Regions from separate parts of the Mus musculus genome. Here region 2 is linked to region 1. Evidence: chromatin loops called from intact Hi-C (ENCODE). Cell type or tissue: left cerebral cortex. All regions are shown on one strand.

The links. A loop is a pair of places that touch in the nucleus more often than their neighbours do. Peaks named below come from ENCODE experiments on the same cell type or tissue, not always from the same donor. Only the 100,000 strongest peaks of a DNase experiment are listed, where the experiment ranks them.
Region 2: a loop joins it to region 1, with 2.1 times the contacts of the local background. A loop is called at or near these places in 4 of 42 quality-filtered maps.

Annotation. Positions count from the first base shown.
Region 1 is chr11:22,855,473-22,863,472 of GRCm38, reverse strand. It overlaps B3gnt2 (UDP-GlcNAc:betaGal beta-1,3-N-acetylglucosaminyltransferase 2), which reads left to right and starts at 3,738. Exons shown (of 2, transcript NM_016888.5): 1 at 3,738-3,979. In left cerebral cortex, a CTCF peak has its summit at 3,368; DNase peaks (open chromatin) are centred at 4,508, 4,785, 5,334, 6,742 and 5 more places; H3K4me3 peaks cover 3,359 bases; H3K27ac peaks cover 2,949 bases.
Region 2 is chr11:22,933,718-22,941,717 of GRCm38, reverse strand. All of the region lies in intron 2 of Commd1 (COMM domain containing 1), which reads left to right. Among named protein-coding and RNA genes, the nearest start is that of Zrsr1, 34 kb to the left of the region's middle. In left cerebral cortex, a CTCF peak has its summit at 4,127 (motif pointing left); DNase peaks (open chromatin) are centred at 3,545, 4,789 and 5,071.

The sequences.
Region 1 (8,000 bases):
CTAATTCCTGCCCACATCCTAGATGGCTTCAGTCACACCAATGGTCCATGCATTAACCTTGACACTTAATAGCTCAGCGTTGGTATTAACACTCACTTCTAGGTGTTCACTTCTACCCTACTCCATCACTTTCTGGCTTACTGTGGCCCTAAAGTTCACCTCCGCACACCCAGATTTGAGACCTGACCTCCTTCCCTTATTGAGTGACTTGATGTCTTGTCCTTTCTCTCTGATCACCCGGCACTGTGGACCAGGTTCTTCTTTGCTCTTCTGCTCTAACAACTGGGAATTAATCCTGGGTCCTCTAAAAGAGCAACATGTGCTCTTAACAGTTGAGCCACCTCTCCAGGCCTCTGGTTATTTTTTTTTTTTTTGACTTTTCACAGTCAAATGAGTTGCCTAGACTCAGTGCCTTTCTATCATTCATATATATATATATATATATATATACACACATATATATATAATGCCTATCACATTTCTATCATTCATATATGTGTGTGATAGCTCTTGCTCTTATTTGCGTGGGATTTTTCTTCAATTTTTAAAAGTTAAAATATAATTATACAATTTCTCTCTTCCCTGTTCTTACTTTTTTTCATCTCTCATTTACTCCTTAGGCCATTCTTTGATCCACCAGTCATGACCTGCAAACATCCCAACATCATTCAAGCCACTAGAGCAAGCACATCACACATGGGTCTCTGCCATTTTAAGAGCTGTTGCCTCCTGCCTCCCCCACTGTGTCTGTTCCCTCTGCTGACTGACTTTTCTCCCTGCCTCACTACTGGTCATCCTGTCCCTCTGTGAGATAGCTCACCCTGTCCATGCCCCTCTTGATTTATCTACCCCTAAGTTCCCTTATACTATCTTATGGATTTCATTGCCGCAGGGCCACCAGTTACTCTAGTACTCAACTGCTCAAAAGGGCATCTCACAGGCGCCACACACCTGCCCTGGCCAAGCTGGAATCTTGGCAGGTTCCCCAATGCAGAAATGGCTATCTGCCTGGTTGAAGCTGTACCACTTAGGCACTTTCCAGAATTCCTCACCATCTGAGTGGCTAAGTCTTGTGGTGGTGTCCATTCTCTACTGCTGTATAGACCGACACCCCCTAGCTGTGCCCCTGCCCTATCCTTCATATGGCAGAGAACGACTTACCCACAATGCAAATTTTAGAATATAATTTCTACTTCAAATGTTTCATTGAATAAAATCCAAACTCTGCTTATTTCGATACCTTCCCCTTATAGCCAGAAGCAGCTGGGGTGTGTGTGGTTTTTTTTATTTTTATTTATTTATTTATTTTTGTTTGTTTGTTTTTTGTCAACTTGACACAAACTAGACTTATCTGGGAAGAGGAAACTCAACTGAGAAACGCCTTCATCAGATTGTCCACAGGTCTGTAGGTTTGTTTGTTCATTTGTTTGTTTTTTACATGTGGTGTGAGAGGGCCCAGCACACCCCAAGTAGAATAAGAAAGCAGGCTAAGCCAGTAAGCTGGGTTCCTCCATTGTCTCTGTGTCAGCTCTTTCCTCAGTTTCCCTTTATGAACTGTCGGCCAAACCAACCCTCTCTTCTTCAGCTGCTTTTGGTCATGGTGTTTTACCACAGCAATAGAAAAACTAAGCACTTTTCCTGGACTCCTCAAAATGGTCCTACCTTCTTACAGTTCTTTTGGTCTATATCTTAATTGTAATGAAATAGTTTTAATTTATTTAATTATTAAGCACTTCTTTGGTCGTCTGCGCCTGGGTTGGACAGCACATTTGTTGAATGTATTATCTCTGCCTTTCGATGATGAATCCCTCATAACCTAAGAGTAAGCAGGACAGCTAAGTGGGTGTGGAATCCAACACTTGAGTTATTTCCCCAAAGTCACACTGGAAGCTGGATGGAACATTTCCAGCTGCACTCAATGGCACCAAGGAGAAAACGCCTTTAAAAAAAAAAAAGACAAAAACAAAACTACATGGCCTGGGCAGCTTTTGGCAGCTCTGAAAGACTCAAGCTTTCTTTCCCTGTTGCTTGCCAGCTGACTTTACTCAAAACTTCTTGCCTAGCAATCCTTGAAAGCATGTCTGTGGCTTCGGAGAGCCATTTAAGGGGGAAATACAATAACAAAATGCCCACCAAGAATCCAGCTTTGTCTCGTCACAACGTTTAAATATCAATACGGCAGTCTGCAGTTAATCAAGTACACAGACCTAACTTCTAATTTGCTTCTTTTATTGGCTTTCTGAATTATAAATATAATCGTGGGAAAAAATTCCTCAGAGTCAAGAAAAGCATACAATTTCTCTTCCTTTCTTGTTCAGAGTGACAGTGGTTAACAGTTTATGTGAACATATAAAAATCCAAGTTGTTGTTGTTGTTTGGGAACGTAGTGACAAACATAAGAACAGATCGGTCTGCAGATTGTCAATCTTAACATTTCCAGAACCACTGACTCAGAATTCCTTCTTGTGGATGACCGTACACACGTGGCTCTGCGCTCAACCCAAACAACTCGCACTTACTTCTTTCTGCGGCTGTAAGTAAGACTTCGTGGTCTTGGTCGAGCTGGCTGAAATTCAATCTCCAGCGCTCGAAAGTCAATGGCATCCCTTTGACTAACTCCATCTGACAGCCTTCTGAAAAAAAAAAAAAAAAAAAAAAAAAGCAAACAGGTGTAGAGTGTTAACTTCTCAGTGTGATTATCTCCAGAGGGTCGACCGAAGGCCTTAGCAATAAGAATGGAGGGGAGAGGAAGCAGCTTCCAAGCGCGTCCCAGGTTGTGGGGACCAGGCTCTAGGTTCGGTGTTGAGGGCGTGCCGACTCGGCCGGCCCACCCAGCTCTACAAACTAGAGCAACTTCTCCATCCGGTCTCCCCGGCTTTTTCCTGGGCCTCACCTTGGCACGTAGCGCTCTGGGGAGCCTGGGGAGGCGCTGGGTTGGGGGTGGGGGACCGTTCCGGGTCCCGCGTGATCCATGCTTGGGTGTGGTTGGTGCTCAGTCCAGCGGCATCACGGGGGTTCAGCGTTCAGATGTCTTGCTAAGCCCAACTTCTGAAGTCGCCGAGCGAACTCCGCACCCAGCGCCTCCCGCATCTTGCATTCTTGACTTCCTGAGACCCGAGTGGAACCACGTGGAGACCTCATCGTGTCTTTGATGGCTTCATAACCTGAAGGTCCGAAGAGGCCAGATAGGCACCACCCTCAGGCCTTGGGCATCTATCTAGGTGGCTGCCGCTACTATGTACGCTGAGAGCAAAGGTCAGGTGCACTTGGGTTTCCCTCTTCTCACCTCCCCTCGTGGATCCCGCTCACAAGCCACTCGGAGCCGTCTAGACTTAGCTACATGCCAGTGCTGGCTGGCAAATTCTCACCAAGCGCCACGCCCTGGTAGCTGAAGAGTTTACACTAGACCCTGGATCTCAGCAGGGTTTGGGACTCAAGTCTCAGCTGTTTTTCTGGGGGAGGCTACTTCCTGGCGGAGCGGGGGAGACTGTAATCTTTGGACACCGCGCGCTCCAGTGAAGCCTTAGGTTTTCTCAGTGCTACGAGGGGCGGAGAGCTCGGGAAGGGCCCGGGGGCGCAGTCCCAGCGGGACCTGGGCGCCAACTGGCGGGAGGGTTCGAGTTCGGCCTTTCCCAAACTTGGGCCACGGGGCGGGAGCGCGGCCTTCCCGGCGGTGACGCGCGCGGTGGCGCGGCGTGTGATTGGAGAATCGGGCGGGGGCGGGACCGAAGGGACGCGGCAGGGGGCGGCGGTGCCAGGAGCCGGGGCCGAGAGTAAGGCTCAGCGGCCGCCGCGGCAACAAGTGCTGGAGCTGAGGCGAGCCGGAGCCGCCCAGACCCCGCCGGGCCGCCCGTCCGCGCATTGCGCATGGAGCGAGAGCGGCGGCGGTCGCGGGGCTGAGCCGCAAGAGCGGCTGGGACGTGGATGCGGCCGCGGTCTTCCGCCCCGCCCCGCCGAGCTGGAGGTGTCCCTAGACAAGGTAGGGCCGGGTGGGTGGGCACCGGCCCTGCATCCCCGCCCCGCCGCGCTAGTTCCGGCCGGTGTGGGCGCCCCGCGCTCTCGCCGCTCTTCTGTGGCTCCTGCGTTGTCTGCGCATACGTTCCATCGGGTTCCCCTCACCGCTCCCAGTCTCACTTTCCTGGCCTCCGCACATCATTTCCCTGGCCTCCTCACCTCCCGGATATCCTCACCGGTCTCCGTTCTCCTGTCCGGCTTCCTCACCTCCTGGTCCTTCTCCCCTCCTTTACAGCCTCCTCACCTTCTCCCCAGTCTCCCGGCCTCCACCTCCTTCCTGACCTTCTCACCTGCTCGACCTCCGCTCTTCCTGCACCCACAGGGAGAGGGCAGCGACACCCTGAGCCGCGCTGTACCCCGCGCACGAGGTGCGGGCCTGGGCGGCGGGGGAGCGTCGCGGGCGGTGTTCTGCCCCGCCCGCGCACTGCGCTGGTCTAGGGTGCCGCAGGGGCAGATCAGGTGTTTGTGAGCCGCTGGCTGCCGCTTTTCACCCCCATCCGCTGGCACTGTTATCTTCGGGTCCCCAAAGACTGGTTTCTGTGAAACTTCAGGAGAACCTTTCGCGTTGACCTCTAAAAAATATTCCACGCCGCCCGCGTTGAATGATTAACTAGACTCAGGACTGCCTGGGGAGCTGGCCCTGCGACTGGCAGGTGGGCGCACCTGAGGGGCTGGGACCCTTCTGGGGACGTAACACCTAGCACCTGCTCAAATGCACTCGCCTAGGGTCCTCTGAGCTCCCGGGTCTTGTGTGGGAAGGAAGCTCTGAAGACTCCTCTCTAGTGTCATAGTGCGTGCGAGGTCATCTTGAAAAGTAATGCACACTTGGGTAACCTGGGCTGGCCCCATGTTCGCTCCTGCCCCAAATACAGGGTGGCTGGCCTTCGCTCCCCTGCCCACTGTGGTCTCCCAACTTGACTGCTTCAAACGATTAAACCTGTTCTTCTGCCCCCTCCGCTCCCCGCCAAGCCGTAGCTTTTTCCAGGTTTCGAAGCCAATGGGTGAAAATGGGCTTCGTGTTATTACAGGTTCTTCCAGGGTACTTCTTTGTGCCTCGGAAAGTGATGGGATGGTTAATGAGAGGGCCACTGGACCTGAGTGGAGCTAGGAGGGCGGGACCGGGGCCCAGCCGTAGCGCACTTCTGTGGGGTTTGGACCGCGCACTTGATAGGGGACCGGCTCAGGGGCAGGCCGGTCACTTCCCTCCTGTTCTAGTCCAACTTCTGTTTCTTTTGAATAGAGATTATGAAAGCTGATGGAACCCCGGGGAGTTTTTACGCCGGTCCTAGAGCTCTTTATACGGTTAGGTTTTAAGACCAAAGAAGTGTGCGGGAGCCCTGTAGAACTCGCCCGAATAATTTCCGGCCTTTGCAGTGTGTACAGATATGTTTATCAGCAGATCTGCTTGGAACTCCTTTCTCGGCGTAGAATACTGCTTTCCCCACTCAGGACTCAGCCTGCCGTTCTTAATTTAGTGTTTTTGTGTAAATGTCGGATTCTCTGCTAAACTTAGGAGTCCATTCTAGAGGCTTGCTCTGCCACGTGCTGATAAATGACAATGTTTTTTTCCTTAAGAGGCTTGTATCCCCTATTTAGTTTCGGGAATGGGATACTTGGACAGTAAGATTGTTTTTAAGGACAAATAAGATGCTTAAGCGCTTATAGAGATCATAACGAAGTTCTTGGTGGCCTCAGCTTACCTTTGCCAAAAACCAGTCATCTGGTGGAACTGTTCAGATTTGTCAGATTTGTCCAGTCTGAAATCACCCAAGCTTGACCGACAGAGATAGTAGATTTTTAAGACCTAAGGGAGAGGTAGTCTTTGAGAGAAACATAATTTGTTTATGAATTGCTTTACCCCAAACCCATTGCTTTTGAAGGCCTGAGCACAGAGATGGTTTACGGTTTTGAAGATATACTTGCTTAAAAAAAAAATCGCATGGTGGTTCACACACCTTTAATCCCAGTACTCAGAGTCAGAGGCTGAGGATTGCCAGAGTTCAGAAGGCCAGCCTGGGTTACAAAGAAACCTTGTTTCAGAAAACCAAAAAACAATTTTAAAATAATTTGGATTTCCCTTGTTCTCACATAGTACAGTTAGGCTAAAAAGGGAAAGGGGAACCGATAATTTACTGTTGACTCTGCCCTATACTGTTGGTTCAAATGTGTGTGCTTGGTTTTTTAAGGGTTATATTAGGAAACAAGATCCAAACATTGTTGCTTAACCTAAAAATGATGCTGGTTGGTCTAAAAGGCTGGTCTAAAAGCTAATATTTGGTAATACGACCTGTTATAACACACAAATAGTGGTACATAAATTACCAAAACTCAGAAATTATCATAGAGGTCTTTTGGTCTTCTGTAATTGCTCTGGGGTCAAAAATCATTATGATCAGTTGTCTGACATTTTTTAGTGATTACGGATTAAATCGTGAATTGAATGAGGCTCGCTTCATTTGAAAGCTATAAGTATTACCTAACAACTGAAGTCGTCCAGTAAAGGAGATAGTGCATCGCTCCAGCTCACCTCACCTTGCCCTCCCTAGATGTAGCTCTGGCTGTCTCTTTTCCCTTTCTGGACGGAGTGGGCACTTGCTGAATATATTCAAATGGTAGGATGAATGTATTCCTCTCTGGAGAGGCAATTACTGTTTGTATAAGAGGTGTGCGCATGTGTGAGGTGAGGCTTTTTGAGAATTGATGTAATGATTTCATCATTAGCCACTGCTGGAGAAGTTTGCCAGTCTGAACAGAGCCTGAGTGGGAAGCATGAGGCACCAACTGTTTGTGGAGGATTTGTTCCTGGGGCAGCTACTACTGGAAACATTATTCCTACTGAGTTTTCTATTCCTTTCAACTGTATGTTGCCCCTTCTGTGAGTTTTTTGTTGTTGTTGTTGGTGGTGGTGGTGGTGTTGGGTTTTTTTTTTAACTCTTTTGCTGCCTGCTTTGTTTGCTTGATGTGGCTTAATTACTGTAACAAAATTCAAACTCTTTGAGAGCCAACATTGTATCTGATTACAATATAATGCACATTTTTAACATTTATGTAAGGTTAGGTGTCCACATTTCCTTATGTAAATGTAAGAAATTATTTGAAATTATTTTCTGTTTGTCTATAGACATTCCCTCCAGCAGGGCTTAATTTTTTTTAATTTTTTTTTATTTGGTAGGGAAATTCCCATTAGCCAAGCAATTGATACTTGCCACTTTCCATTGTTACATTTAAAACTAGGTTTGTGTAGAGCCTTCACTCTGGTGTAATAACAATGTATATTGCTTAGTAGCTGTTCATTTCTTTCCCTTTAAGAAACAAACTTATTAGTCATGGTGATCAGTTCTAGGACTATAGCAAGGCTCCCTGAGCTGTGCTAAGGTAAGATAGTTAGGAGCATGAACTTGGAGTCTGTTAGCTAAGCTTTTCCTTTTAGTTGATGAGGCACAGTGTGAGGTTCTGTTTATGTTACACAGTCAGACCCTGAGCTGTTTCACTAGGTTTCTGTGCTTCTTTTCTCTCTCTCTCTCTCTCTCTCTCTCTCTCTCTCTCTCTCTCTCTCTCTCTCTCAGATATATAAGTACACTGTAGCTGTCTTCAGACACACCGGAAGAGGGCATCAGATCTCATTACAGATGGTTTTGGGCCACCATGTGGTTGCTGGGATTTGAACTCAGGACCTCTGGAAGAGCAGTCAGTGCTCTTAACCACCGAGTCATCTCGCCAGCCCATCTCTGTCCCTTTTCTAAAGGTGCTCACCATAGATTGGTTTTCTCTATCCTGCAGTTAATTGGAATCTGCTGTAGCATATGTAGTGTTTTATAACCCGTGAGATTTGAAAGCTGGATTTGCCCCTAGCTGTGTGATGGTGGGTAAGTTGCTTGGTCTCCCTGAACCTCAGTTTTATCAATGTGAGATGATAGGAAAATTAAAGTGAATGATACCTGGGCTGCTGAGATTCTCAGTGAGTTTGGGGGTACCTATCATCAAGC
Region 2 (8,000 bases), 78 kb before region 1:
TTAAGTCTCAGCACCCCTGTGGCAGCTCACAACTATTAGGTTATAAATAGGGCTCCAGGGGACCTGATGCCCTCTCCTGACTTCTGCAATCACCAAGCAAACACATGGTGTGCATGCACATACATAGGCAAAACATTCTCACATATAAAATAAAAATAAAATAAATCTTTTTAAAAACAGTATTAAATATATCCAGGCTTCCCTCCCCACTTTTATTCCCCAAGTAATAAGATCTAACAACTATTTATGTGTAATATACATCGTCTTAGGTCTTGTAAGGAATCCAGGGACAGGCAGGAAAGTGGCTGACAGCATGTACTGTTCTTGCCCAGGACCTGATACCCAGTACCTGTATCAGGCTGCTTACAACTGCCTGTAACTACAGCTCCAGGGAGCTCTTGATTACTCAAGTGTCCATGGGCATCAACACTCACATATGTATTCTCTCGATCTCTCGCTCGCTCTCTTTCTTAACCCCCACCCCCCATTCTCTCTTTCTCTGTCTTAAAAAAAAATCTTTAAGGGCTGGAGAGATGGCTCAAGTGGTTAAGAGCACTGGCTGATCTTCCAGAGGTCCTGAGTTTAATTCGCAGCACCGACATGGTGTCTCACAGCCGTCTGTAACTGTGGTCCCATGCCCTCTTCTGAGGTGCAGGTGTACATGCAGATAAAACATCCATATACACAAAATAAACAAATCCTTTAAAACTCTAGAGATTATTTAAAACATCCTATACCAGAGGATGTGCATAGATTATATACAAGTACAGCGCTATTTTATGAGAGACTTGAAACATCTATGGATTTGGTGTCTAGGTACTCCGAACAAACGAACCTCCCATAGATACTAAGGAACAGCTTTGATAGATTTTATGGAGTTGTCAATTAGATTAAGTTGGTAAATAGATCCAGTCTATACTGAATCTGTAGTTCTTAAAGCTTTCCTTTGTGGGAGATAAGTTAAACATATATGGTCACCATTTCTTTGGTCAAATCTAAACACAGATAATCTTGGTGTTTACAATCCATTATCAGAAAGTAGAGTTAGATGCATCGTATTCTAGAGAGCTGGAGCATAGGTCTAGAGAGATCTAAACTATCATCAGTCCTTATACCAAAGTTTTTTTTGTAACTTCTAGGTCCATTTAACTTTTTTTTTGTTTTTTGTTTTTTGATACAGGGTTTCTCTGTATAGCCCTGGCTGTCCTGGAACTCACTTTGTAGATCAGGCTGGCCTCGAACCCAGAAATCCACCTGCCTCTGCCTCCCAAGTGCTGGGATTAAAGGCGTGCGCCACCGCGCCCGACCCCTGTTTAACTTTTTATTTTCATCTAAAACTCCAGAAATGTGCATGTTCATTGAACTGTAAGTTTTAGCAGCACTGTCATATGGCTTTATCTATAAACCTGCTAGTAGTATGGTGGACTTTTTTAAATGTTAGATTACATTAATGTTAAATTCCACTTGTTTTGTGGTGCTGGGAACTGTATTATTGAGCCTCTTGTGGCCTTTTTGTGTTAATGGTGAAACACCCTTGTGATAAATCCATAGAATTTCAGTTTCAACAACAGAAGAACAAAATAGATAGCTCAGTGAAAAATGAGAAGTAGTCCTTCCTGGGAAGTGGAAACAGCACAGGATTGTGGGTGCTGCAGTCTCACTCTTCCAAAGCATGTGTGCACCCAACCAATAAAATTTGTTTCTAAGTAGTCTAGTCAACTTTTAGGCCCAAGTTACTTGAGTTTCATTAAAGGTAAACAACAGTGAAAAATTACAGCTTGTTTGAGAGTGAGAGACAGGGAGAGGCAGGGCTATGATGATGAGGTTGTGAAGGGCTTCGTTCGGTGTTCTGGGCAGCATTGCTCACAGTACAACTGCTGCCTGGACTGTTGTGTCACCTCTACCTGCTAGTACAGTAAAGTAAAGCTACCAGCCGCACTCACATTATAAGGCGGCAGCAGCAGACCATAAGAGACACACCTGCTTTGACATTGGTTGAGTCACATCATACCTGGACTACTCCTGGCTTCCTTTATTTGAGAACTGCACTTTCGAGTTGTTTTTCCAACATGAGGAACATACCTATGGATCTCTAGATTTTTGTATCTGGTAGAATATGTCTGTGAGGGAAACTGTACATACCCAAATGTTTCAGAACTTGGCACATTTTATTTACATCAAGCTGTTGTTTTCTTCTCTGTTATCATAAATCATAATTTATAAGCTTAAATCTGGGACCTAACTTTTGTGATTTTTATATTGGCCTCAGAGTTGGTACATAGGAGAACTGGGATGCCAGTAGAGACCAGTTAGGAGCAAAATGAAATGAGTGACTTTAACTAGGTGTGGTGGCACACACCCTTAGTTCCAGTGCCCAGGAGGCAAAGACAGGCAGATTTCTGTGAGCTCAAGGCCAGCCTGCCAGCCTGGCCTCCAAAATGAGTCCCAGGACAGCCAGGGCTACACACAGCGAAATCCTGTTGCAAAAAAAAAAAAAAAAAAAAAAAAAAAAAGTGGCTTTATCAGTCCTGGTAGCAGTTGGTTTGCATCTGCACCATTTGGCGGAGCCTGCTTATACTAGAGTGATGTGGCTCACATTTGGGTGTTAACAGGAGGGGTACTCTGAGTCCAGGCCAGAACAGTACTACACTGAACAGTAGATAGATCTGACCTCTGACCTGAAAGTGGCCACCACTGCCTCCCAAAGATAGTACAGCAGAGAAGTAGGCCAGGCTTCTGCCCACGAGCACTGCGGAAATACAGTGCACCAGTGAGCATTAGCTCTCAGTGCTGGTGTGCAGCATCTTCTTTGAAAAGACATTTTTAATTTTACATAACCAACTGGTCTAGGACAGATCATATAAACTTTTTTTTTTCTTTTTGATTTATGTCTGTGTTCTGTTTTCTTTAAAAATGTTACTTGGCCAATTCCTTATATCTTGTAACACATTTAAGTTCATGGGTTTTGTTTTGTTTTCTACTACCCTCATACTTTTTTCGAAGTGGGAAGAGAAGGTGGTATTACCATTTTGCAGATGAGAAATTGAGACATAGTTCCTTAGCTACATAATATTTTCTGATTTCCATTTAGCTTTTTGTAGAATTAATACATTTTCATATTTTCTTATGTTTTGTGGTCATTTAATCTATTTGAAGCTTGATACAAAATATTGAATTATTCTTTTCAAACAAGTATTACCAACTAACTTTAATATTGACAGATGATAAAAGGATACTTGCCTAGAGCATAGTAGGTACAGAGTGGAAACTCTTAAAACATTGAAGTGACCCAGATGGCTTTCTCAGAGTCAGACTATCACGTGCAGGCACTCACAGCCCTATCCCTGAATGCAGCCTTGCTGCTTAGAGCACTGTCTATGAAACATTTGGGCTGTGTGCTTGTTTGGATTTTCTATTCACAGATTAAATGAAGAATCTCTTTGGTATAAACTCCCACTTCAGTGTGGGCATTTATACCATTTTTCTTTGAGATTAGAACAGCCACCTGACTTTGGTGATTATATTTTTGTTCCTTTGAATTGTGTTTGGATCTTTCAGCATCTGACTGGAATACATGTTGTTCTTCGGTGTTTGGCTGACGATCCCTTTAGTGCAGTGCGGAGGAGATCTGTGTTGTTTCTAAGTTGTCTCTCCTTAATCTCATTCATAGCTACAATTTTTGCTTCCTGCACTCTTGATTTTGGGTTGAGCTTTACTTTAAGTCTTCTTGCTGAGGAGAATGCTGTCTGCCAGCTGCAGGTGTCTCCATCACCCATTGTGTATGGGCCCCAGGCTTGGTCTTCAGATGTGTGATCAAGAACTGTTGATTTTCAGGCCCCGCCCTCTAGGTTTATGCTTTGTGTGTGTGTGTTTCTTCTCCATCTATTTAAAAAAAAAATATGTGTTTTATTTATCCAACATTTTTAAGAGGTATCTTTCAGGAGATGTTGGTAATTGTGATTTCAGAAACTAATGACTATAGTTACTTTAACAAAGATAATATTATTAAACCTATTACTTTTAAGATGGTGTCATGCTGGGCTGGAGAGATGGCTCAGTGGTTAAGAGCACTGACTGCTCTTCCAGAGGTCTTGAGTTCAGTTCCCAGCAACCACATGGTGGCTCACAACCATCTGTAATGAGATCAGATGCCCTCTTCTGGTGTGTCTGAAGACAGCAACAGTGTTCTCACATACATTAAATAAATAAATAAATAAATATTTAAAAAAAATAAAAAGATGGTGTCATGTATTTCAGAATAGCCTTTCTATGTAGCTCCTGATTTACCTCTGCTTCCCAACTGTGAGGATTATAGGCTTGCGCCACCACATCTGGCTCATCTATCTATCTACCCATCCATCCATCCATCCATCCATCCATTGTTGAAGAACTCACCATTGCAAAAATATTTTCTGATTTTACCTGGCAAGTATATGGTAAATCTAATTTAATTAATAGACTTCCAAGATTCAAAATACATGAATCAAAACTAATTTACCCCTGCAGTTGCCACGCCCTAGAGAAGTGCAGCAAGGGCACTCTGAACACCTTAACAGTGACAGAGAACTGCAGCTCCAAGTTGCCTTTGATTCCAATATTTCTGGAATAATTTAGGAGAAACAATAGCTGTAACTAAACAACTCGGTGGAGATTTGGATTCTGCTGCCCACTTTAATTACTAAAGTACAATTTAAAAGCTGCAAAAGGGAATAGAGAAGAGAGGAATAAGAACAGGAAGTAGCTGCTGCAGTATAAGGGGGCTGGCGTGCCCAGGTGCCTGTGCTGGATCTTTCCATTTACCACCCACGAGAGAACTGCAGCAGAATTTCCCACTCAGTGTGGCTGATTATAGCTGATGAAACTAACATCACTTAGGTTTAATTTGAATTGACATGACAGTACTTGTCCTTATTTCTTTTGAAAGATAAAATTGGAGAGAACACAGTAGATTCTTGAATTACTTATCATTTCTGATTTCACAGTTATTTCCTAAAATGACTTGTAAGACTCCTCCCCCACACTCTGACACTTACTGAGAGCTTTGTTTAACATTTACATATCTATTAGGTAGATGGAGGAGGAAGGGCAACTGTCTCCATGGTTATGAAAATGCCTAACCCCGGGGGTGGGGAGGGGAAATTTGACTACAGGTGCTTTCCTTACATAATGACTGATGGGGATGCAAATCAAGATGAAATCTCTACAGATTTGATGTTATTGCTGCAGTCCTCAGTTGAACTCCATATCAGATGCAAAGAAGGTCGAACTTTTCAGTCTCCTACTGTTGCTGCCACACCCACTGCTCTCAGCAGAGTACTGAATAATAGTACTTGCTTTCTAAACAAAGTAAGAATGAGCCAATGTTAACCATTAATTTCCCAAATATAAAGATGAGCATGAATGAACTAATTTCTGTAGCTTAGTCAAGGGACTTCCCCATCTCACCTTCAGCAGCTCTTGTTAGGCTCCAATTCCCAGAGAGCCTTGGAAGGGATGTGACTTCTGAGTACAAAAGGCAAAATGTTTCCTCACTCACTGCTAGGTACATGGCTCATACTCCAATTTAAAAAAAAATTAAAAAGAAGACTAACAACAGAAATCCATAAAAGTATATCTCAGAAATGAAGACCTAAAACTGAGAGAAAACTGTATGTTTATATTTACAGTTGATGAGGAAAAGGGTTTACACAAGTACAGTTAGACAAAAACGGAGGTAAAAAACCGAACTCTCCAGGTCGGACTTAATTCCGGGACTGTTTTGCCTGCTCCTTTCCTCTTGGCCTCAGGGCAGGATACCTGCCAATTGACACGGTCAGAGAATGGTCTGCTGTTGAGCTTGTAGTCTTCCTCCAACTTAAAGTGTGTAGTAATATGCTAGGTTTCCCAGGTCGAAGCTCAACAGGGTCATCAGTGGTATAGAACTTGTGCTAGAATGTAATGCTTATTAGATTCTAGGGCTGGAGAGGCGGGGAGTGGGGGAGAATATGAATATGAATGAGAATTAGATTGACCATCAGGCAAAAGGTTTATTAGAGTTGTCAGAACAAACAGCAAGGTCTTCAATGAAGCTGAGCCTGCTCAAGCAGAGCAGACTCTGTTCTTTTAAGGCCCTGGTGAGAGAGTAAGGGCAAGGGGGCTGTGCATGAGTAGGAGATGGTCCAAGGTCATCTGATATCATTCAGGTAGACCTAGAAACACAATGTTTATTTATACTTCTGGCTGAAGTGGCTGTTTAAAGGCTCAGGAACATTCCTAGATCTGGGCTGAGGAGGCATTGGGGAGACTGTGGTAGTGTAGCACTGGGCTGTTTGGGGCTCTGCTGTCTGTAAGGACTTGGTCATAGTGCAGTCGAGGCAGCTCTTGTGAGAGCTATGAGAACAGAAAGGCTGCGTCTGGGTACGGGTGTGGTCAAGTCCGTAAATCCCTTTGGAGCAGCATCTGAAAGATCTGGGACCTAACAGTAATATTTTCTATACATAATAGCCTGATACCCATACATATTATGTATTATGTGGGGAGAAAGAATAATAAATAGATTGTTGATTATTTTCTCAAATCCTAGTTAGTGAGAAGCACATAATGCCATGCATGCTGGCCCATACCTATAATCTCTGTATTTGATGCTTAAACAAAGTAATTGTGAGTTTCAGGCAAGCCTAGACTACTTAGTGAATTCGAGGCTAGTCTGACACCCTGTTTCAGAAAACTGAAAGAGGGCGATCAAGATGTCTTAGCAGATGAAGGCACCTGTGACCATGTCTGAGGGCCTGAGTTCTCTGGGCCCCACTCAGTGGCACTGACACCTGCAAGTCGCCTTCCGACCCATGCACTGTAGCATGCGCCACATACAGATAAGTAAATGCGATGTGAAAATTAAAGGAGAAAGGGAAGATGAGAAGGAGAGGGAGGGGTTAGCGTACAAAATTGAGCTCCATGAATGCATGGTCAATTGATTTTCCGCAAAGATGACTCAATGGAAAATGATTCAATAGAAAATGATTATTCTTTTCAAGAAATGGAGGTGAGACAATTTGCTGTCCATCTGTGTGATAGCTAGAAAATGAATCTTTACCACATAAAACAGCCAGTTCAAAGGGGTCATAAATTATGAAGCCTCTCCTAAATGTCTACCCCAGTTTCTGGGCTTGTCCTTCCCTTCTCCTAATAGTGTCTTTGGCAGGGAGAGGGAGAGAGGAAGGAGAGGGAGAGGGAGAGGGGAAAAAGATCTTAGGCAAAGAAAACCAAGATATCTATGTAAATGATGAGCAATGAAACAAGAAACAGTTCTTTTATGCTCATAAACAGAGTGATTGTGTTTTATGCTAGTGAAAAGATGTGCTTTCTTAGATCTTAGGACTGTAACACAGGGAAGATGAGTAACAGTCATCAAAGTGAAAACATCTATTCGCTATGCTGTTATGGGGATTAGAAAAAAAAGCCAAACATAGGGAGAAAGTATTTGCAGAGGATATACATAATAAACTATTTATATTTAGATTGCATAAGGAGTTGTCAAAATTCAATAATAGCAAGCAAAGGGCGAAATGGGCAATGATACAGAACTTACCAAAGAAAATGCATGATTGGCAAACACATACAGAGATCCTCCTCAGCATCGGCCATTGAGGAATGGCACCATCTACCATTGGCATGGCTAGAGCCATTAAATTGATCCTCCTAGTGCTGATGAAGATGACGAGCCATGGGAACTCTCATACCTAGCAGTAGTTTGAAAAATGATTTGGAGCCTCTTCCTCTCTCTTAGGCTTCATAATATATACAAGAACTAAATTTACTGCATCTTTATTTTATTTTTGATCAGGGTCTCACTGTGTATCCCAGTCTGGCCTGGTACTCACTCTGTGTTCTCTGTACAGGAGCCTAGGCTGGCCTCAGACTCCCTGTGTGTGGGTTGCTGGCATGCACCACCACTAAGGGGCTGAATCTCATTCTCCTCACTGGTTATAGCTCTGTTTACCAATCCTATCTGCATGCCCATT